3 separate regions of the Homo sapiens genome follow, and all the other regions are linked to region 2. Evidence: chromatin loops called from intact Hi-C (ENCODE). Cell type or tissue: psoas muscle. All regions are shown on one strand. Links, peaks and the distances in the headings refer to the core of each region. The heading gives the core; the rest is flanking DNA.

Region 1 (7,746 bases), core at 1,441-6,440, 97 kb before region 2:
TGTGTTCCAATAAAATTTTATTTACAAAAGTAGGCAGTAAGCCAGACTTGGCCTTCTGGTTGTACTTTGCTGACTCTTGAACTAGACTCTGAAAGCACTTTATTTTCATGATCTCATTTGATCCTCAAACAACCCTGGGAAGTCGATGCTATTATTATTATCCCTGTTTGATAGGTGAGGAAACTGAGGCACAGAGCAGTTAAGTAACTTGCCCAATGTCATATAGCTAGGAAATGACAGAGCCAGTATTTGAAACTAAGCAGTTTGGTTCCTGAATCCATGATCTTAACCTTTACACTACATGCCTTCCAGACTAAGAACAATGATAATTATTATAACAATACTAATCGTTGCTTGCGTTTCCATAGGACTTTACACATTCCCAAAAGAACTATCAGAAATACCAACAGTTCTCCCTGAGGAGTCATGACCTACTGGTGTGTCACAATCAATTGCACAGTGTGTCAAAAGTCATTTGTTGCTAATAATAGTTGTAAGAAATGATTTACTGCTGTTTTAATAAACGAGAGTTGACCCAATGTTATCCCTCTAATAATGTCCTGCTCACTCACTTGCATTCAGATATGCTTCCTGGAAAGAGAGCAAAAGTGCTGGAGTTTCAGCCGCCTTGCCAAGAATGCTGGGGAGGATGGCATTCAGAGGCCTGCTGTCTGCCAATCACTCAGAGAGAAGCAAGGGAAAGGCAAACAATGGCAGATATACCCCAGCCCCCTGGATTGTCATCAAGGCTGGGGGACTTGGGATGATTAACCCATTGGACAGCTGAAGAAAGGGAGGATCATAGAGATGTAGTGAGGTGCCTGAGGTCACATGGCTAGAGTATGAGGCGTAAGCGATTTATCAATGGGTAGATCAAGTGTTATGTTAGAGAAAAAGACGAGTAGCCAGACAGAACGCTGTTCAAATCCTGACTACACCACTTACTGCATGGCCAGAATCTCTCTCATCAGGCCTCAGTTTCCATATCTGTAAGATGGGGATATTAACTGTACCACACCTGACAGGGCCTTTTGTGAGGATTCATTGAGAGAATAAGGAATGTCTGTGACTGCCGAGCCAGGCTGTCTAGCCTGGAAAAGAGAAGACTTGGTGAGAAGAAACGGGAAGAGAACTTACAACGAAGGAGTACCTACCATGTGCCTGGAAAGCTACCAAAGCTGTCTCCAAAAAATTCTCCCAACAACTCAGAGGTGGGAATAACTGTTTCCATCACACAGATAAGAAAACTGAGTCCTGGGGTCACCCAGCTAAAAAGTGATGTGGACAGAATTGGAAGCCAGGTTTGTCTGCGACTCCAGAGCACTATAAGCATTGGCAACCTTCAATCACGTGAGTGGAGCACCAGATGGGAAAGCAGAGGGGTTCCTACTTCCAACAAAGATGCATTGAGCACTTCCTATGTACCAGGCATTGTTCCAGGCACTAAGGATACAGCAGGACAAAGTCCCTGCCCCCATGGAGCCTAACTAAGTCCACTTTGCGGTCCCTTCCAGTTTGTGGTACCGTTCTAACTCTGTCATGATCCTGGGCCAAGTGTCTGTTCTCTACCTCAGTTTACCCCCATCATAAACCCTTCCCAAGGGAAATAAAAAGGAAAACTGTTTACCCCAAAGCTCGCCTCTCCCCTACTCCCCACCCCAAACCATGGTGTCACGTGTGGCTTCCTGCCCAGCCAAGAACAAAGGCTGGAGGAACCACTTCTCTGGGACATCATGTGCCTCCTCCCAGGGTGTGGGGTCTGTGGACCCAGCTTGGCCTAGGCCTGACCCTGATGAGCTGTCCCTCGGAACAATGGTCAGAGGCGTCTCCCCCAGGACTCTGACCAAGGATGGGAAGTAGGGCTCAAGACAGGCTGGCCTGGGCATTGTTTAGAAGGCACATTTCCTGGTTGAGCTGGCAGCCAGAGCCCCTGGGACACTGGAGTGGGCCCAGGAGGGCCTGCATCTTTCTTCCTCTCCTCCAGAACAAAGCTGCTATTTCTGCTTCCATCTTCCCTTGGAGGAGGCCCCAGGCTGCAGAGCTGAGCTCTGCCTTATCCACCCCAGGGCAGAACACGGGCTTACACACACCCACACTGCCACACAGGGGTTGCTACACTGAGCCAGGAGGCTCGACCCTCCCAATGGCACACATGCAAGAGGCTAGTGAAAGCCAGCAGCCAGGCAGTGGGGCAGTGGGACACCTTCTCAGATAGTTGGGCATGGGCTCACTGTCGGCAGTATAGTCCTCCAACAGTCAGTCCAGGGAGCCAGCGGCTCATGGGTGCACATGCAACAGCAAGGTAAGGTGGCACTCAGCTAGGCTGGGGCCTGGGCAGCTGGCAAGGCAGGTGAGCCACCAACCAGCCTGCTCTTCATTCATACTAGGCCTGAATGGGGGCTGCAGGCACAGCCCCGTGGTGATCACTGAGGAGGGGGTGAATACCAAGGCATCTAGGCAACCAAGAGAAAGGACTAAACCCTCAGCAATGCAAAGAACTCACCCCCCACCCCCTGCCCCACCCCACCCTGCTCCTTTGATCACACACACACACACACAGACCAGCCCTGGCCCTGCCCTCCACATGTCCACATTTCTTCTGTATCCCCCACCACACACACACCACATCTGGGGAAGGGCTCTGGGCCTTTGGGCCTCACCTCTGTGTGAACCTCTCCTTTGATCACCACACCAGCCACAGGGAGGGAGAGAAGTTGTGGGGGAAGGGGAGGGAGGAGAAATTCTCCCTTTCTTTGCCCCTCTGTGTACAGCTTACTGAGGCTCAGAAAAGGCAAGCCTCTTGCTGAAGGTCCTCTAGCAAAAGATGAAACCAAAGTTCTGAGCCCTGACCTTCCATGGGCCAAGGCCTCAAGGAATCCCATAGTATCAGCTGGAAAGAATGGGGGAATGTGCCCCAGGATGACAGAGAAGCAGAGAGCCACCTGTTTCTTCTTCTCCATCCTAGCATGTAGATAAATATAACACCCCTCCTATTACAGCCCTTGACTGTTTACAAAGTGCTACCCATATGTTCCTTCATTTAATCCTCCCAGCAACCCCAGGAGGAAGGTATTATTCTCATCCTCATTGTACAGATGAGCAAGCTGAGGCTGGCACAGACAAAGTGACTTAGTTGCCCCAGATCACCCAGCAAGGAAGAGGAGACGCCAGGATTTGATGGCGGGCCTGAAGCCCCTAGGACCCTTGGGTGGCCCCTCCGTTTTCAGTGACAAACTCTGAGACTGGACGTGAGAAGGCCTGGCCTGCTGCAAACAAGACTGGAGCATGCAGCTGAATCAGTACTGATTGACATACTTATTCCTAGGGTACTAATGAACACTAGCCAGTCAGACCTCTGGGCAATCCCCAGCCCTGACACCTTGTCTGTAATACCCACAGTCCCTGTCTCTCCCTATACTCTCTACTGGAATGCTACCTGCTTGGCATCAGGAGCAGGGGCCTGGGCCCGCTTCCCAGCACCCTGGCTCCTGGAGTCAAGCTGCCCCTCAGCTCCTGTCCCTGCTCAGCCTATGACATGGCTCAGAGGCTAGGGGCTGGAATGGTACTGGGGAGGGGAGCCTGAGTCATCTCCAGGCCAGGAAGCACAATGTTTGGCAGGGTTCCTGGGCCCAGCTAAGGAAGGAGCAGGAGCATTGAGTTACAGAGCCACCTTAGGCCAGGGAAGAGGTGGTGAGGAAGGGGGTGTTGGTTGAGTCCATGGAGATGGGAAACTAACAGCAAACCAGGGTCCACAGGCTCTAGGCAGGGGGAAGGACCCAGGCAGCCTCAGGGCACCTGGGTGGGGGAGGGGAACACAGAGATGCCAGTAGGACCTTTATTCTCTCCAGTCTTCCTTCCCAAGCCAGCACCCCCTCGCCCCCACTCCTGTCCCAGCCAAGGCCCTCTCTCCCTGCAGAGCTGTGTGACAGCTGGGACAGTTCCAGAGAAGGGAACCCCCTCGACCCCACAGGGGGAGGGCGCCACCTCCCGCCGCCTCCCTCTACCTCTTCCTGTCACGTCTTTGGCCACCAGTGTTTCAAAATATACTGGCTCTTGGCTGGCTGTTTACTTAGGAATCAAAAACATCAAGTTTCAAATTCATTCCCACAGCTTTAGCTCTCACCTCTCGGCAGACCATTCCCGTCTAAACTGCTCTCCTGAGCTCCAGGCCCACAGAGTTGACAGCCTACTCGATCTGTCCTCCACAGGGGTAACCCTCAGATACTTCTAGCTCAACAGGGCCTAAACTAAAACTCCTCTCTCCCTCACCCATCCACGACCCATGAAAAAAAATTCCAACCTCTGTCTCTAGGAGGTATGTCACCATTCTTCAGCTGGGCATCATTCTTGGTTTCCTCCCTCCCTCCCTTCCGTCCTTCCTCCCTCCTTTCCTCCTGCCTTCCTGCCTGCCTTCCACATTTACTGAGCATGTGCCAGGCACTGTGCGAGGAAGTGGAGGTTGGCAATGAGAAAGTCAGTTGTGATCCCTGCCCTCCTTCAGCTTACAGTTTGGTCAGAAGAATAAACAGAAAATCGCTGGGCAGGTTACTAAGGGCTGAGATGAGAGTAGTACAAGGGGCTGGGGGAGCCCATAAGAGAAGTATCTGATTCTGGCTTGGGGTGGGGATCATGGAACACCTCCCAGAAAGCTGACTGAGCCCCAGCATGTAGGGTCACTGAGTTAGGCTCAGGGTTCGGGGAGCGGGAGGGCTGGAGTATCCCAGGTAGAGAGAAGAGCAGATGCAAAGGCCAGAGGTAAGGGGCCGGTGGGGGGTGAGGTGTCTTGCAGCGATCAGTGGAGCAACTGAAAGAAGTCACAGTAAAGAGAGAGAGCTGAAGCTAAGAATTGGGAGGTAGAGGTCATGCCCGGTTGGAGATGAGGCAGAAGAAATACCTAGGCACCAGAGCACCCGGGCCTTGTAGGTCATTGGAAGGGGTTTAACCTTTATCCAAAGACTGTCAGGAGCCATTCGAATGTTTTAAGCAAATGAAACTCTGACGTGAGTTTCCAAATTGCAGTCTTCTTCACCCTGCCTTTCAAATTGTCTAGCTCCACAGTGACTCTCCACCACTTACTATGCCTTCTTTCACCAATCTCGTGGGCTCAGACCATTGCACAGCCTCCAGATGGTCCCTCATCTTCAGGTCATGGACCCACCCATGCCCCAAGCCAGCCTCCAATCAAGAAGGGAGCTAATGTTGTATATGTACACATACAGATCCAATCACATCCTATCACTTATCCCACTTCAAGTACAGCCATAGCTCCCCCATGACTTTTGGAATAAAGTCTCATTTCTCAGCCAGGTGAACACACAGATCTTCCCCTCTCTGGCCTCAGCACCAGGTCTGGTCTACTCACTCTGGGTGCTCTATCCACAAGGCCCGGTGCAGCATGTCCCAGATGCAATGCAGCTCTGGGCATTCATCCTCTTGCTGATTTTCTCTTCTTTGATTTCTCCCTCATGCTTCAGGGTCTGACTCTAATGTTACCCACGTGCTATTTCCCAACCCCCTTCCTTTCCCTTCACCAAGTCAGGTGCTCTCTGGAGCTTGCCTGTAATTTAATGTACTGCCCACCCCCCAACCCTGCCAGGGATAACTATGCCATGTGAATCTGCCTCTCAGCTTCATTCCGCTTCTGCCTCTGCTCTGTCCCTCTGGCAACAGCTTGAATCCACCTTGATGCCCAGATCTGGCCTAGCCTACCTGCTTCCTTGCAGCTTTACCATCAGACTCTGGCCAAGCTGTGGCCTCTCCAGTCTTCACTCCCAGCAGCCCCTGGGCTTAGGAAGTCTTCGTGTTCAGAGAATCCCATCAAAATCTGACCTTGCTTTCTCAGGCCTCCCCTCCTCCCAGCACTCACTAGCTGAGCAGTGCCGAATGGAATTTCCTTACCTGTGATCGGGGCTTGCCTAGCCCAGGAGAGAAGCAGAGGCTGGTGTGGGGCTCTCCATGGAGGGTCAGGCCCGCACTCTGGAATGGAATCCCAGCTCCATCTTGGCGAGGGGACAGGGGAGCCAGGCTGGGTCTGCTTCTGAGGAGTTGCTATTTTAGAGGGACAGATAAAGTTTGTCCCATGGTGAAGAAATCAACCTTCCCCTCACATGCCCAATACCTTCCTTTTCCTGGCCTGGGAGCCTGCTTGAGTTCAGGGGTTGATTGGATTTAAGCGATACAGAGAGCTCCGGACATTCATACATGTTCCCCAAACTAGGGCCAGCTCAGGAAGCCAGGGGCTCCCTCTGCTCCTCCTCAACATCCATGCTGCTGAGCCCCTCTCTCTGCATCAGCTTGGGGCCTCTGGGCTGCTTCCAGGAAGCAGGGTGCTTCTGTATAGCCCAGTTTGAAAAGGAGAGGAGCGGGAGAGATAGCTTGATATGGATTTTTGTGGTTGGAGGTGATTGGAATCCCAGCTGTGTTCCCCAGTCCCCTCCCTCCTCCTCCAACAGTACCCCTCCTCCTTCAGAGATGGGCAAGGGAAAGGAAGGGGAGAGAAGGGCTCTTCTCCCCTCTCAGTGTTCAGAGATACCCCACACGCATAGCAGCCAGATTTGCTGAAATGACCCAGGGCCTGACAGTGGGGCCAAATATTTCAGGCAAAGACCATCCTGGGTGATTTGGGGATATCTGCAGGGTCTGTCCTTATAAACTTCCCCCAGAGAGGAGGTTCTCAACCCTGGCTTCACATTAGAATCACCTGGGGAGATTATAAAATGCTGATGCCTAGGCCCCAGTCCCAGAGGTTCTGTTCTAATTGGTCTAGGCAAGAGCCCAAGTGTTGGTGAGTTTCTTTCTTTCTTTTTTTCCTTTTTTTCTTTTTGAGATGGAGTCTCGCTCTGTCGCCCAGGCTGGAGTGCAGTGGCTCAATCTCGGCTCACTGCAAGCTCCGCCTCCCAGGTTCACGCCATTCTCCTGCCTCAGCCTCCCGAGTAGCTGGGACTACAGGCACCCATCACCACACCCGGCTAATTTTTTTGTATTTTTAGTAGAGACGGGGTTTCACCATGTTAGCCAGGATGGTCTTGATCTCCTGACCTCATGGTCCGCCTGCCTCGGCCTCCCAAAGTGCAGGGATTACAGGCGTGAGCCACCATGCCCGGCCATGTTGGTGAGTTTCAAAAACTCATCCAGTGTTTTTAATATGCATGCAGGTCTGAGGGCCCTCACTTTATAGCAGGATTTCCCAGCCTCAGCACTATTGACATTTTAGGCCAGATCATTTTGGCTGTGTGAGGCTGTAGGATTTTTAGCAGCAACCCTGGCCTCTACCCACCAGATGCCTCTAGCAGCTACCTCTCTCCTGTCCCCAATATGTGACAAGCAAAAATGTCTCCAAGAATTGTCAAATGTCCCCTGGGGTGCAAAATCAGTTCTGATTGAGAACCACTGCCTTAGTGTTAGGGACAGCCTTGAGGTGACTGAAAGTCCCTTCAGAGCAGCTTCACTGTCCTGCCTTCCTCTCTGGCCTAGTCCTCTGGGCAGTCAGTCAGCTTGCTCTCTGGGCCTGGCCCTGCTCTAGGGAAGGCTGGGAGCACACAAGCAATCTGACCTCACTCTTGTCTCTAGGGACACAGAACTGAGAAATCAAAGGTCAGAGCATACTTGGGGATCCAGGAATTCTGGGTCTAATCGGACTTACTCTGTGACCTTGTATATTTCACCCACTATTTGACAACTGTTTTTGACCACCTATCAACCACCAGCCATTGTGTTGGGTGCTGAGGGTTCAGCAATGAACTGACA
Region 2 (7,448 bases), core at 2,391-7,390:
GGCTGGTGCTGAGAGCAAGGCAGAACCATGTAGGAGAAAGAACACAGACTTTAGAATCAGATTCCAAAGCTAGGCCCTTACTAACTCTGTGACCTTGGATGAGCTGCCTGTTCTGAGCTTCAGTTTCTTCTCTTGTAAAGTGGGGGTGGCAAGAGCCCCTACCTTCCAATATTGTGGTGGGGAGACAAGGCAGCACATGGAGAACACCTAGCACACAATAGGCGTTCAACATGTTTGACTGCCTCTTAGAAGCAGTCTCCCAAGAGGCAGGAGGTCAGATACTAACACTAAGTACCTATGAGCTCACTCTCATATTTTGGAGGGGAAACAGGAAGAGAAGATATGGCTCCATCGTCAAGGACTTTACTGTCCAGTTTGGGTCAGAAAAGTAAATAACCCATACTCGAGTGATAGACAACACCAGGCTATCTGTAGGTATGTGTGAGGATGATGATTCAAGCAGCAAGGGCTGGAGGCAGGGAGAAGAAAGAGATAGCTCATCTGACCAGGATGGTCAGAGATGTATCCACAGGAAAGGCAGGATGAAAGTGGGTCTTAGGTGAGGAATAAGAAGTCAACACACTGAGACAGTAGACAGCAGTGGCTACAACACAAAGCCCAGGCCAGTGATTGGTCCAGCTTGGCTGGGAGTGAGAAGAGAGAAACAGAAGAAGAGGTGAAAAGTTCACCTGGGGCCAGACTGAAAGGCTTCAAGGGTCACAGCAAGCAGGGTGGGTTTCATCCCATTGGAGACAGGCTCTCAGAGCAGGAAGGACAATGGAAGGCTTCAGGCAGTGCTTAAAGAGAATGAAGCTGACAGTGTCATGCACCAGTTCACAGGCTACCACAATCATCTGAGAAAAGAGTGGTTCCATTTCCTGAGGGCCCATTACACCAAAGGTACTACAAGCAATACCGGCCTACTGGGAACTCTGGGCAAATGCCTTTGCAATGCCAAACCTGTGTCCTCATCTGAGGGAGGGAAATGATACCCAAGTAGGCGAAGAGGGAAACTGACCACATGGATGAAGTGGACGAAGAAAAGCAGCCTTTCCTCCATGTCGAGTGAGGCTCCACCAAATTGGGAGCTGCCATCTTGATGTGCAGGAGGGTAAAAGCCAGAATGAGATGGCCTCCCCACTGGTACCTAACTATAGAGGGCCCAGAAAGGAAGTAGGCATGGGATGGAAGCCTGGATAAACATTTCAGATGGAATACCCCTGTCCCATGCACCATACAAAGCCAACAAGTTTCCCCAAAGCCTCTAGAATTCTCCAGGCATTTTTTCCCTTTCCAGTGCTCACAACGGTTCCATCCAGATGGCAGGATTAGACAACTGCTCACATCTTAGAGCCAGCAGGAACCTTAGAGTCCAGGCCCTTCATGTGAGGGAATGAATGATCAGATGAATGTTCCCATTGAAAAGAGGGGTCTAAACCTACCCAGGACAATAACCCGATGGGTCTAAGAGGCCCTAAAACATTACCTGAATCCTTGTACTGTTGCATCTTAACAACACATATATATGCAGCTACATAGAGGGCACGGAAAGGGAGACAGGCCAGCTCAGCTTTCTAACCACTCGGTTCTGGCTTACTCACCAGGGAGTCCTGTCTACCCCAAGTGCAGTCTCCCATTGCCACCCAGGTTCCAGAGCCCTGGAATTGGAACAGGGCTTCTAGCTAATTGGGGTTCTACCTTGAAGCCAGAGGCATTGAGGAAACAGATGTCTACATGATGGAGGAGGGGGGAGAAGAGAGAACTATTGCCCCCAAAACCCCTCAGAGTCTCTTCAACCTCAGTGAACAGACTTCATAAATATTCATTAGTTCATTTGCATGGCAGCTGGCAGAGGGAAACTCACCTTCCCCTGAAGTGCAGAAGGGAGCGGAGCCTGATGAGACCCGCCTTCCCTGACCCTGATCCCCCATACTGGTAACCTTAGCATCTTCCCGACCACTGGGCAAACCTCGTCTTGACCTGTCAGAAGCTCAAGAGAGTGGTAACGGGCCATAAGGGATGGGTGTATAGCCAGTGAGAGTGAAGGCCAAAGCTAGGTAGAACACTAGTCATACTTTAAAGGGGGACCCTACAGTTCTCCCCTCTTACCAGATTAGGAGTAGGAGTAAGGGAAGAGGAGGAAGAGATATCCCGAAGTGAAACTCTTTATCCTCCACCTTACTTCCCCCCACCCTAGGACCAAGCCAAGCTTTTCTGTCTGGGGCCACCCCCAGACAAAGCCCTTTTCTGAAAAATAAAGGGATTGACATGGCTCAGCAGGAAGCCTGAAGCAGGTCACCATGGTAACCCCTGAGGCCTTCCCTCTCCAGCCTCAGATAGCCCTGGGACCCCAGGGCGCCACCCCAGGGAGTAAAAGGACTTGGGGGAGGCGGCCTAAGCTATTCCAGCTCTTCCCCCTCTACCCTAACCCAAGTTCTACCTTCAGCCTTTCTACCTAGCTTAGAAGCACCACGATGCCATCACTGCCACAAAGAATCCTGGGATATGAAAAGCCTGAAGGGGTTGGGGACAGTAGCCTCCAAGGCCCTGGACTGGCCAGAAACCAACTAACCAACAGCCCCCTCCTTGTTTTCTCCGGATAAGCCCTTCTCCACCCATGTGAATACAATTTACAGGGGGCAGGGAGAGCTTGCAGCTAGGAGGGTCTTGCCCAGAAAGCTGCCCACATCCCACCAGGTCTATACTTCTTTCCCTGTCACCCTGCTCTCAGGCTCTAGCAACTTGTGGTCAGAGAATGACCAAAGGGGGAGCCTGGTTCTAGGCCATGCAAGCCCAAGTCTGGTAGAAGCCTCTAGCCTCAACCTCGATTCAGTGACCCCACGACCACTGCACCTGCACCTCCCAGGGTGGCAAGACCAATGGAGGACAGACCCCAAGCCAGAGCTCAAGTCTGTTCTCATCCCAGCTAGGGTGGGGAGCCCCCAAATTAAAGGCTCCTCTTTAACTCCCCCAGCTCCACCCAGCCCCCGAGGCTGGCAGGAGCAGGCCTGGCATGTCCCAGCAGTGCCCGCCCAGGCGTGGGTGGGCAGGAACAGCAGCTGGGTCCTGGCACACACAGCTCTGTCAGAGGCAGGGAAGCCAGGAGAGTCCTGGAGGAAGTCACCCTCCCCATCTACACTGAACTATGCCCTTCCCTCTGCCCCACCTGGCTAAGGCTCGTGTCCATTATGAATTTAATACCCCCCCTCCTCGATGTCGATGTCTGCTTTCTGTGGGGTCCCTGAGAAGAGAGATTCTTAGCTCAGAGAGGAACCAAAGGTGCCACTCAGAGCTCCGCAGGGAGTGTGCCAGGCAGTGAGTTGGCTGCCTTTAGTTCAGGTCACCCAAGCAGTCAGCCCTGGAAGGTAGGCCTAGAAAAGTCAAATGAGGAAGTTGGAGCACTGCTCACCCCACACAGACAGGGCCTGAGTCACAGGGACAGATGCTTGCACACCTGCGAGGTAAGAGGGGAACTCAGGGGCAGGGAGCCAGGGCCTCTTCCCAAACCCCACCTTGAATTCCTGTCTCTCCTACATTTCAAGGCAGCAGGAATGAATGGCACACAACACAGCTCTGCCCCCATAGGCAAGTCATTGACTGGCCTTAGACAAGTCACTTCCCTTGTCCGGGCATATGCCTTCTTATCTGGAAAATGGGACCAATACCTACTTCCCAGGGTTGTTGGGAGCATTCGATGAGATCATATATGAGAATGCATTGTAAGTAGCAAGGTGCCGCCTGCCTATTAGTTAGCATGCCAAACACAGCATTATTTAGAAGTAAAAAGCTGAAGGAGCTTACATTCCTGGCTGCTAGCACCCTGACCCAAAACAATGATCGTGAAACACGCCCAAGAGGGGCTGCTATGGTCTGCGGGGTAAGGAACCCAGAATGTGGCTGGTGAGCACCCCCGTATCTCAGCTCCTCTAATAGTCACAGAGTGGACTCTCCCCCAAACCTGGTGTTCCCATGGCAACTAGCAGCCTCCTGGCTGGCCCACTCTATCTCCTTTAGTCCCTAACCCCAGAAAACAGTGATGCACCATAGTATCCAGGGCCCACGCATCCCCATTCACCTGAGCGGATGAGACAACAGAGAGCCCAAGGGAAGAAAGGGAACCCTTGATTCAGTCCCCACCCCAGCCTCACAGGTCCTTCTTGCCCTTGCCTGGCTGCCCTATGTGGGAGAGGGGAGGCAGGGGAACAGGGGACTTTAGGAGCTGCTGGATTCCCATCACTCTCAGGCTCCCACCTGTGGCCAATCAGCCACAAAGTAGAAGAGGTCAGGTCCCTAACCACCCCGGAAAAGGGCCCCCTGAGCTGGCCTCCCCAGGACTGTGAGCTAGAACAGCTGTGTGGGGCTGGGGCCAACACTTTGGCTTGGAGCAGGCAAGCATGGGTTGGGGTCTGCAGCTGCCCCCACCCATGCTGGAGTCAAGGGTCCTGGATGCCAAGCTGAACCCCCCCACCCCCACCCCCTTGTAGGGAATGTTTGTAATGTGATCTCAGGCACATTCTGACTCCCTGGAGGTGGGGGAACCTGAGTGGGGGGCAGGAAGGGGTCAGGACGGGACTGAGAGACTGAACTGCAGCAGCTGGACTTGGCTGAGGACTCAAGTGTGAGGCCTGCCGGCTGCCCCAAGTTCCCAGGGGAAGAGGCTGCGGGAGGGGTCGCCTAGGACCATTTAGATAACAGCCCCCCAACTCAGACACACACACACACACACACACACACACACGCACACACAGAGGTTCCTAAAAAAAACTCTAGCAGGACCAAACCCATCCCCCCACCTTGCGCTCATGGGGCAAATCTGACAGGAGGGGCCAAGGAGGCAGAAGCTCCTGCCACTCAGGGACTAGCATCCCAGAAGGCCCCAGCACCAATTTGGGAAAGAGGCTTGGGAGTCTTGGGCCAGCCATTCCCGCTTCCCCTCTCAGTCAGGGCTGGGGCCGGGCCGCACGCACCTTGGAACCTGGAAGCGGACCCCCAGCCCCACCACTTCTTTTATTTTGATTTTTTTTTTCCCAAGAAGGAAGCAATTAAGCAGGGTTTATAGGCACTGGGAGATTTTCTTTTTTGGGAGGGGGGTTGCCAGCTTCTGACAGGGCTGAGGAGAGAGACCAAAAGCCAGGAGAGGAAGAGGGGAAGGAAGAGAGAAAATGAGCCTGAGAGGGAGAGCACGGGCATGTGCGAGAAACAAAAGGACTTGAGAAAAAGAGGCAGAGAGTGACTAAGAGTGAGAGGGAGTGTGAGAGCAAGGCAGAGCAGGCGAGCCTAGCTGGAGAGGGGAAGTGAGCGCTGCTCGCGGAGGGTATGAGAGGGCGAACTGACACGGGCCTGAGAGGAGAACTCGGGCAGGAGGCAGAGAGGGAGGGAGACAGAGAGGGACTGTTTATTTGAAAGGCTGTGGCAGCCTGAGGGTTGGGCGCGGTGGCAGAAGCAGCCCCCAAAGCTCAAGGAGAGCTGAGGGCAGTGCCTCCTTCCTGTCCATTTGCCCCCACCACCCCGAGCCAACACATGTAGACAGTGGCTGCATTCCAGACCCCTGAGCCTGGATGGAAGGAGGGTGCACCAGGATCAGTCTCTGATCCTTCCCAGGATCTACCCAATTACAGAATGGAATTCGGACAGTTTCTAGAGAGTCTTCAGCCACCCCCCATCCTCACCCCACAATGCCTGCCCTCAGCTTGAGGTAGATGAGGAGGGGGGTCAGAGAGGATACCACCCCCCAAAACCTGTAAGCCAGTCCAGAGCACTAAAGTCTCTGAGCACAAAAAGGGGGAAGCACAGACAGATCGTGTTTCTTCCAGCACCCCCAACTCTGCAGGAGGGCTCCTTTCCAGCTGTGGAGCTGCATGCTATCTCTGGTTAGAGACCCGAGAGAGCAATTAGGTCACTCCCATGAGCCCCTATGATGGGCTACCCCAGGCGGATTTCAACTCTCCTGGCTCAAGACAGAACATTTCCAGCCTCCACCCTTACCAGGGTAACTGAGCACTTCACAACCACTGAGCACTTCACAACCACTGAGCACTTCACAACGTTCCCCCCTGGGCTCAAGCAGCCCAGAGCTCCCAGAGCATTTTGAGCCCCTGCTGTTAGGAGAGTGTTGTACCCCGTTTGGCTTCTGGGTAGGAAAGAAATTCTTGCCAATCCCTTTCCTTGTACCCAGGGAGAGCCCTCCACCCCAACCCTGGTTTAGCCATCCCACCAACCAGTAATAGGACTCTACCTTAATCGAGGAGAAGAAAACTAAAGCTGCCTTCTCCTACTCCAGGGCTGAGAGATCAAACGTCCCTGGGACCCAAGAGGCCAAGGTAGGCAGGAGCCTGGGAAGTTACCCGGGGCAGGGCGGGGCTGGGGGGGAGGCGGCGTGGGGCAGCAAGAGTGGACAGGAAGAAATTTGAGATACAGGAATCAGTGATCACGGATGGAGCAGGTCAAAGCTCCCCAGTTTCCTGCTAAGTGGGGTTGTTCGCACATTGCTGGGACCTCCAGAAAATTGAGAGGAAGGGCAATTTTGACCCTTGGTTCCAACCTGAGTCCTGGATGCCAAAAGAGAAGGTCCAGAGGTCACTACAACAGCCCCAGCGACTTCCCACTAAAAGCCCAGAAACCACTGAGCCACCGCCCTGAAAGGTGTGCGTGTTGTTTGGAGGGGTTGTGTGTGTGGTGGTGGTGGGGTAGTTGTGCAGAGGAAGGAGAAGAAAGAAAAGAAAGGATGTCCTTTATATAGCTGCCCACTCCCCGCCCCAACCCCTTGGGGAAAACTAAGCACAGCTTCCCAATCTGGGGGACAGACTCGGGGGCCAAGGGGACCTGCCTGGGCAGGAATCGCTCCTTCTCCACCCACCTCCCTCAACAGCTCGGCCGCCACTCTCCGCCCTGGCGGGCCCTTGAAGCTCTGTTACCGGCTCCATTGGACCCCTGACGGGCACTGGTTCGAACCCCCACTACCCAACGACCACTCTCCCACTCCGCCCCTCTCCACCCGCTGCCTTTGTGAGCCTGGGAGCAGCGCCCGCCTTTCTACCGCTCCGGCAGGGAGAAAGGAGGGGCGGGGGGCAAAAAGAGACAGCAAAGCAAAAAGCCAGGGAGGAAAACAGGGAAGAAAGAGAAATGAAAATGGGAGAAGCCCGAGTGGGGATGTTGGCGCTGCCACCCACCCCAAGCGCCGGGTCCCGCTCTGTGTTCCCTCCACAGCTACGCAAACGAGGAACCCGTGTTCTGGCCTCGTCCCTCGCCCGAGTCAAGCTCGCTCCTGGAGCGGCTCTCGGCGAAAATCACCACGTTCCCAGGGGCCCCGGAGGGAGCTGCGTTCTCGCCTCCACTCAGTTCTCCGGTGCGCTCTCGGGCGCCCGGACTCCCCAGCTCCGCCTGTGCGACCACCTCGACTTCATCCAAGACGTGCAGAGGCAGGGGGTGGGAAGCCCGGGGGGTCACAA
Region 3 (7,746 bases), core at 1,441-6,440, 160 kb before region 2:
TCCAGAGGTAGCTGGTGAGCCTTAATCCTGGGCATTTCTGAGGTTTGTGGCGTAAATTGGTCTGCTTCTGGACTTCCTCCACTATTAGGGTGGGTTTCCCCTTCCTCCAGTCCTCTTCCATCTATTTTCTAGCTGCCACCATTTTGTTGCAGTTGTTTCCTGCCCTATTATCTTAGTCATTTAATCTAATCCCTTTTCTAAATTTCTTTACCATCATTTTAGTGGTACTCAGGGAGGGAACAGCACTAAATATACTTGTTCAATCTGCCATGTATAACTAGAAGTCCTGAATGACCAATGAACAGGAAAACACAAAACAAAACAGTAGAGTGAGATAGTTTCTTACCCCTCTTATTGGCAATATACTTGATAAGTCTTTGTAAGACCTGCTCCAGATCACATTAATAATGGCTCATGGCATACTCATGGATAACATAGGAAGGAAGTGGTGTAGCTGTGATCTGACTGAGTCAGCCAGCGTACCCTCTTCTTGAGTTAAAGGGAAAGTGAGGCTTCTATAGCAGACTACAGAGATGAGGGGGATAGATCCTGCAGGGAATTAGGTTATTGCTAAGAAAGGAGGTTATAGATAGTTTCAAGATTAAGAAGAGTTTCCACTGAATGAAGCGAGAGTTTCAAAGGAGAGGGCTGGTGGGGAGGCTTGGGGAAGAATCAGCAGGAGGGGCGACAAAGAGATTGGGAAAGCATGTTGTTGAATGGGAATGAGTGTTCTGGGGGAGGTAAGAGGATTGTGCCAGGAGGGCAGAGTGAAAAAAATATTGCTTCTGGTTTTTCAGAACTGAGATGGGCTCAAGCTTTGGACTCTCTCTGTTCCTAATTCCTGTCCCTCAATCATTACCACTGACTCTTTCCATTTCCCTATAGTTGCTTCCCTTCTAAGATGGAAGTGATCCTGCCCAAGTGAGATTTCTTTTTTTCCTGTGACCAAACAATGAGATGACTAACATTCACACCCACATTGAGTCAGCCAGGCTGAGAGAGGAAGGGCCCACCTGTGCCTGCGGGTATGTTCTGAGGCTAAGGATTGCTCTCTAGGGCTTTGGCTGAATAGGCAAATCAGACGTGTCCACCCATCTCCACCCCTCTCCTCCTCCCACCGTCAGGCTTAATTCCTTGCTCCCTTCTTTAGACTTCCACTGCACTGTTCGTCCATCCATCCATCCATCCATCCATCCATCCATCCATTCATTCAGTGCCAAGTAATCACCAGATACTGTTGTAGGCACTGGAGGTACAGCGGTAAACCAAACAGGCAAAAGTCCCTGCCTTCACAGAGATGACAGTCTAAGCCTAGGCTTCAAGAGCAGGCAGGGACCTGGCAGCAGGTTGAGGTGGAGCTGGGCTAAGAAAAGTATTTCTATATTGGGACATGCTGAACGTCTTATTCTTACTGTAGAAGAGTGGTTGCCACAGCTCATTGTGAAGTTGGGGGAGAATAGAAATAAAGCAGACTAGAGCAGAAAGAATAGAATAGAAAGCGACTATGGTAGCAATTAGCTCTCTCCACCTTCACTGCCACTCTGGTGTGAGGCACCTACCACCTCTCACCTGGATTACTGTCTTAGCCTCCTAATTGGTCCCCTGCTTCCCTCTTTGGCCCTTCCCACTTCCGTCTGTTTTCAGGACAGCAGCTAAAGTGATCCTGTTACAACCTGCTTAGGTTTAGCCCTTGTCACTTCTGTTGCTCAAAACCCTGCCCTTGGCCCCACATGGCAGTCAGGGTAAACGCCAAAGCCTTAGCATGGCTTACCAAGTCCCATCTACTTTCACACTTGTTTCCTCTTGAAATTAATCTACTCCTCCTCTCCCCTTCAGTATTCCCGCTTCAGCCTGCTTGGCCTCTTTTTTCTACTTTAATACACCAAACACCCCTCCCGCCTCAAGGCCATTGCACTTGGTTATTCCCTCTGCTTGGAGTGCTCTTCCTCCAAATTCTCCACATGGCTTTCTCCACCTGCTCTAGGTGTTTACTTCCATTTCACTTGTTCAGGGAGGCCTTCCCTTACACTCTATTTTGCATTGCTCCTCCACCCTGGCACCATATTCACCCTTCTCACTTGTTGTTTTCTTTTTCTCCATAGTGCTTCTCACCATCCCATAGACTCCCCATAGTATCTGTCCTGCTTACTGTCTGTCTGCCTTCACTAAAATGGGAGCTCCATGAGAGCAAGGATTTTTGTCTATTTCACTTACTGCTGTGTTCTCATCACTTAGTCTAGGCACATAGTTGGTGCTCAATAAATATTTGTCAAATGAATGAATGAATGAATGAATGAATGAATGAGGAAGGTCATGTTGGCCAGTAGTATTGAAACTTTGTTTTAGCAGCAAAAGCCAGGTTTGTCTGACTCCACCAGGCCTTTTTGCTCCCCCACCGCCCCCCCTCCACCCTTGCTTCTTGGCAGGGAGAAGGGCTGGGAGGGAGAAGAAATTCTGGGCCTGCTCCCAAGTGGGAAGTTCTCTCCTGTCCAGGGAAATCCTCAGCGGCCTCATGCAGATGACTACTTTCCAGCTGGAGGTTCTGAGACTGTGAGATTATGTTTTCAAAATGGAAATAATTTTGTTGCTTGTTTTCTTTTAATTAGAAAAGTAGTGAAGGCTCATAGTAAATCATTATGGGGTGCTTCAGAAATATGAATGGGTTCCCTTCTCTAGCCCTGATGCTCCAAGACCTCCTCTCCCCGGCACTGCCTACCTGCATTTCTTTCCTTAACAACTAGATCAGGGATCTCTTTCCTTGTCAGGACTGAAAAAGCCACATTGTTGTTTTTAATGGTGACTGTGTATGAATATGCCATAATTCATGTAAGCAAGCTGTTTTTCACTATAATAGACACCATGGCAATGAACATCCTGGTACATACATCTTTGCTCTCTTGACCCATTATTTCCTTAGGATGAATTCCCAGAAGTGCAATTGCTGGGTCACTCGGGCTCCCTGCTGGAAGACGCCTGATACTATTGTCCAAATGTGGGAGGACTTAAATTCTACAGGGATTGGAGCGACCCTCTGCCCTGTATTTCCCAAACCCAGCTCTCTTGCCTCTCTCCACTCCTTCATCTAAGGGAGCCCATGGAGGACAGTGGTAAAACACTCATAAAACACTTATCAGGGATGGATTATTGTATATGGTATACCAGGCACTGTTCTAGACACTTTCCACATATCAACTCATTTAATCCTCATAACAATCTTAAGAGTACATACCATCATTAGCCTCACTTTACAGACAAGGAAACTGGGGCTATGGGAGGTGAAGTAACTTGCCCAAGATCACACAGCTGGCAGGGAACAGGTGGTAGAATCAAAGCCAGGTAGCCGTACACCAGAGCCTAGACTCTTTTTTTAAGACAGAGTCTTGCTCTATTGCCCAGGTTGGAGTGCAGTGGTGTGATCTCAGCTCAATGCAACCTCTACCTCTTGGGTTCAAGTGATTCTTCTGCCTCAGCTTCCCGAGTAGCTGGGATTACAGGCGTGTGCCACCACGTTCGGCTAATTTTTGTATTTTTAGTAGAGACGGGGTTTTGCCATGTTGGCCAGCCTGGTCTCGAACTCCTGACCTCAGGTGATCTGCCTGCCTTGGCCTCCCAAACTGCTGGTATTACAGGCGTGAGCCACCGCGCCCGGCCTTAGAGCCAAGACTCTTAACCCCTCACTTTGCTATATTGCTTCCAAAGCCAGGGCCTTGGAGTAGGACAGACCTGGGGTCAATTATCGCTCTTCCACTTTCTAGCTGCATGATGTTAGGCTTCACCCTGCCTCTCTGAACCTCAGTTTCCTCAGTGCAAAGCCAGTCTGAACACTCCTAACTCACCTGGTTTTCAGGAGGGTTCAATGTGACAATGCCTAGCAAGGGGCATGGTACAGAGTTGGTGCCTCATGAATGTGAGCTCCCTGTCCCACCCCACACCGTGACCCTCTGACACCCCCTTTCCTGGACCCCATGACTGAAAATCCCGTGGGAAAGAAAATGAAGCCTTGACTCTTTGCCTGAGGTTTCCGAGCCTTGTGTTCCTGGATCTTTCTCACGCCATCTCCCCCACAGGCCAGAGCCCGGGAGGTGTGGATTTCAGAAACTCCGCTCCCATACACAGCCAGATAACCCCACGGTGGCAGACAGCCGGGGCAAGCCAACTCACACCCGCCTTCCCAGCCTTCTCTGCTGGAGGTGGGGCAGGGAGGATGGGTGGCTCCCCTTGTCCTGCTCCCACCTTCCCTGCTCCCTAGTCCATGGGCCCAGCTTGCCTCAGATTCCGGGCCTCTGAAATCATTGCTCCAGCCCACCGGACTGGGACCTCGGCCAGCTTCTCCAGCCCCAGGCTCGCCGGCAGAGTCTTCGCCTTTGCTCCCTGAAGACTAATCACTGTCCTGTCAGCTTGGCCCTCTTCCCCTGTATTATTGTACAGAAATAGCCTTGGGCCCAGCTTCCCCTCCCCTCCCCTCCAGGGCCCGCCCTGCCCCAGCTTCTCCACTGCTGGACTCTGATCTCTCACATCGCATCGCTTCGTGTTTCCTCCTCCTCCCTTGTCTCTCTTCTCTCCTGCTTCTTTGTGGCTGAGATTTGACCTCCACCTTCTGGAGCCAGGCACAAACTAGATCGGGTTGACAGGGCAGGGGAGCAGCCTCTGAGTACTTCCCCCCGCCCCCCGACAGGGCCTGGGGAGGGAGATTGGAGGGAATGCCAGTGGTGGGCAAAACATTTTTCTGGAGGGCCAAGTGCATGCAGAACTCTGCCCGAAGCACTGAGCTGTTGCACTTGTGCTTGGCTGTAGGCAACCTCTCACTTCTTTTTTCTTGTGGTGTGGTTCCTTAGCCATTCTCAACAGACAGGATAGGATAGGGGCCAAGTCCCTACATAACAGGCTTTCTGGAGAGTTGTGGTGACAGTCAGCAGTGAGGGCCATCTAGGGAGCCGTGGAAGTCTGCGGTCCTCTAGGAGGTCATGGTAACTGGCAAGGGAGTCCAAGGGCAGGTGATACTAGGCAATGGGGATAGGTGAGGAGGTAGCAGCAGGAAGGGGTCTGGCTGCAGGTAGCAGGACCCCAGTGGGTGGGGGGTTCCCTAGAGGGGACCAGCAAATGCAAGGCAGGGCGCAGTCCTCAGGACTTCAGGAAACTGGACAGGTACCAAGGCACTAGAAAGGTCACCTAGAGATGAGAGCAGAGGTGCACAAGGTTGGGACTGGGGCACTGTTTCCAATCAGAGCCCAAAACCAGGACAGGAGATCAGGGTCAGACCAGAAGCAGGGGAATAGGGAGGAGGGGAGAGGATTTAGATATTGGGACTAACAGGGTGGGCCTGGGGGTGTCCAGGGTCACAATGGGTGGCAGACTTAGGGCTGAGCCTGCAGGTGGGATCACGGAAGTAATCTTGAACAGTTAGTGTTTCTTATGTATCAGGTACAGTTCCAAGTGTTTTCCAGATATTAATTCATTTCCTCCCCTATAAAAGGCTTTTGTATGTTTGTATGATGCAATATTGTTGTATCTGTTTCAAAAATGAGGAAACTGAGGCATAGGGATATTAAGGAGCTTGCCCGAAGTTATGCAATAGTGGCAGAGTTCAGATTTGAACCAGGTACTTCTGCTCTACAGCATCTGTCTAATGCCCTCCAGGGCTTGGTGGGTGACTACCCCTGAAGACCTAGCTGAGGTAGTTCCCCTGAGTTCCTCCTCTGCTGAACAGAGGAACAGAGCAAAGTTCCCAGAAGCCCAGCTGTGCCACTCCCTACGTGCGTGTTCAGCCATGGGCAAGCCACTTCCCCTCTCTGAGCCTCAGTCCTTCATGTATAAAATGTGGCAATAGGACGACTCCAGCAAGGCTGCATATGAAAGCCGCTCTTTCATGCTCCCTAAGAAATAGCCCCCAGCTCAGCTCCACATTGTTGTGCCTTGACTGGCCTGACTGTGGGAACTGCTTTGTGATGCTGCTCCCCGACCCCCAGTGCTCTGAGCTCCTGGCAAGTGCTGTCCTACTGTGGCCACCATCACAGGTTGGCAGGGCTGGGGAAGGTGGGGCTAGCAGGGGTGGAGCCGGGGTTAAAGAATGGGGTTTGGGCCTTTGGGGAGGCCTCCCTACTCCCCAGACCTGCCCTGAGTGTGGATGAGGAAACTCATTGCTTCCCCCAATCCCTCCAGTAATTTCTCAAATTCATCATTCCTTGATAACAAGAAGGAGCCAGACCACAGTGGTTTGGAGCCAGGTCAGACCCTCACTGCAGCTTTGGGGGGCTTTACCCAAGTCTGTAGCATGATCCTCCATCCCTAGGACACCCCCCTCACAATCCCCTGCTCTGCCCTGGATCTTCAAGCCAAATCATTTCCCCTCCTGGATCCCTCAACCCCAGTCCTTACATCTCTAGCTCGGGCAGATGGAGGGCCCCTTGCCCCAGCCCCCATAACCTCAGTGTAACAGCAAAGAGGGAGGAGAAAAATAGGGAGGAGAAGGCAGTGTGGGGTGGAATAGGATGGGGAAAGGGAGGGAACGAAAGTCCTAGTAAAAGGAGCTTCCATCCTCTTCCCTCATCCTCACCAGAAGCACACAGGGGGTCTTGGTTTTGTGACTCCGGGCTCACAGTTATATCGCCCTTAACCAAAATCAGCATGTGCTCCTAGATGGGTTCAAATCCTAGCTCTGCTTCTTCCTAGCTGTATGCACTGGGTAGAGAACTCAGATTTTCTGAGCCTGAGTTTCCTCGTCTCTAAAATGAGCATATTAATAGCAAATATCTCATTGGCTCGGTGTGGCCTTTAAATGAGATAATATGTATAAAGCGTCCAGCACTGTGTCTGCACACAGAAAGGCTCAGTAAATGACAGCTATTACTCTTGTTATTGTTGCTATTGTTGTTGTTGTTATCAGGCCTTATGAAATCTGGAACTACCAATACGATTTCCTATTGTATTGTATGTGAAGTGAAATAATCACAGAGGGTGGTGAGCTGTGCCCCATGGGCACTGTGCCCTGTGCTAGTAGATTAAATAACATGTGACCCATGACCCCCGTATCCTTCTGGCTGAGGAGCATACAGCCAGAATCCTGCACCAGGCATTGGCCAAGGGACTTTGGTTCCTTCCTCTCCCAGGTCTAAGAGGCCTGTGTCCCTTGCCAGGGACAGCATTGGCTCCTGCTCCAGCCACCCTCTCTTAAGCTCATGAGCCCTGGCTTGGCTGGGCACAGCCCTGCACCTTGCACCCCTACCCCCCCCCCACAGAAAGTGGAAGTCGGGGTGTCTTGGGCCCCTGGAAATGGCCAGGGCAAAGGGAAAGATTGGCCTGGTCCAGGAAATGAATTCGATAGGAAGCTGGTCACACCCCTAGTGCCAGCCCTGGTCCAAGGCCCCTGGCCCTAACTCGCAGGGCCTAAATGAGTACTGCGTAGGTCTGTAGGTCACCTCTCCCACTGCTCCTTTTACCCAGGAAGTCCTGTAAGTCCTACATGACAGGAGAGACTGGCCTGGCTCGGCCTAGCCCATACTGCTTAGGGGGTGTTTCATCCATGTTCGTTGACTGATTGAGCAAATAAGGGAGTGACTGAGGGACTGCTCCATGAGGAATTCTCCCAGGGGACTAGCTTTGATAGCCTTGTTTTTCTCCAGCCTCGAGAGAAGAGAAACCTATGACTTTGAGGCAGAGATCAGTGTTCAGGCTGCTCTCCTGCAGGCTAGGTATGCTACCTCTTTTGCCTTTATGCAGGATTCTTCAGGATTCCTCCCTGGGTCACTG

Evidence for each region. Peaks named below come from ENCODE experiments on the same cell type or tissue, not always from the same donor. Only the 100,000 strongest peaks of a DNase experiment are listed, where the experiment ranks them.
Region 1: it touches region 2 in a loop (3-fold over the local background); 22 of 110 quality-filtered maps call a loop at or near these places.
Region 3: it touches region 2 in a loop (3-fold over the local background); 20 of 110 quality-filtered maps call a loop at or near these places.

The regions. Positions count from the first base shown.
Region 1 is chrX:68,925,580-68,933,325 of GRCh38, reverse strand. No RefSeq gene overlaps it. Among named protein-coding and RNA genes, the nearest start is that of EFNB1, 100 kb to the right of the region's middle. RefSeq lists a silencer at 3,504-3,707. In psoas muscle, for the core only: no CTCF peak of the experiment used is centred there; DNase peaks (open chromatin) are centred at 1,721 and 3,595; H3K27ac peaks cover 513 bases.
Region 2 is chrX:68,830,102-68,837,549 of GRCh38, reverse strand. All of the region lies in intron 1 of EFNB1 (ephrin B1), which reads right to left. Among named protein-coding and RNA genes, the nearest start is that of EFNB1, 4.8 kb to the right of the region's middle. In psoas muscle, for the core only: no CTCF peak of the experiment used is centred there; DNase peaks (open chromatin) are centred at 5,319 and 7,273; H3K4me3 peaks cover 2,596 bases; H3K27me3 peaks cover 331 bases.
Region 3 is chrX:68,992,826-69,000,571 of GRCh38, reverse strand. No RefSeq gene overlaps it. Among named protein-coding and RNA genes, the nearest start is that of EFNB1, 170 kb to the right of the region's middle. In psoas muscle, for the core only: no CTCF peak of the experiment used is centred there; DNase peaks (open chromatin) are centred at 2,441 and 4,291; H3K4me3 peaks cover 380 bases; H3K27ac peaks cover 669 bases; H3K27me3 peaks cover 2,017 bases.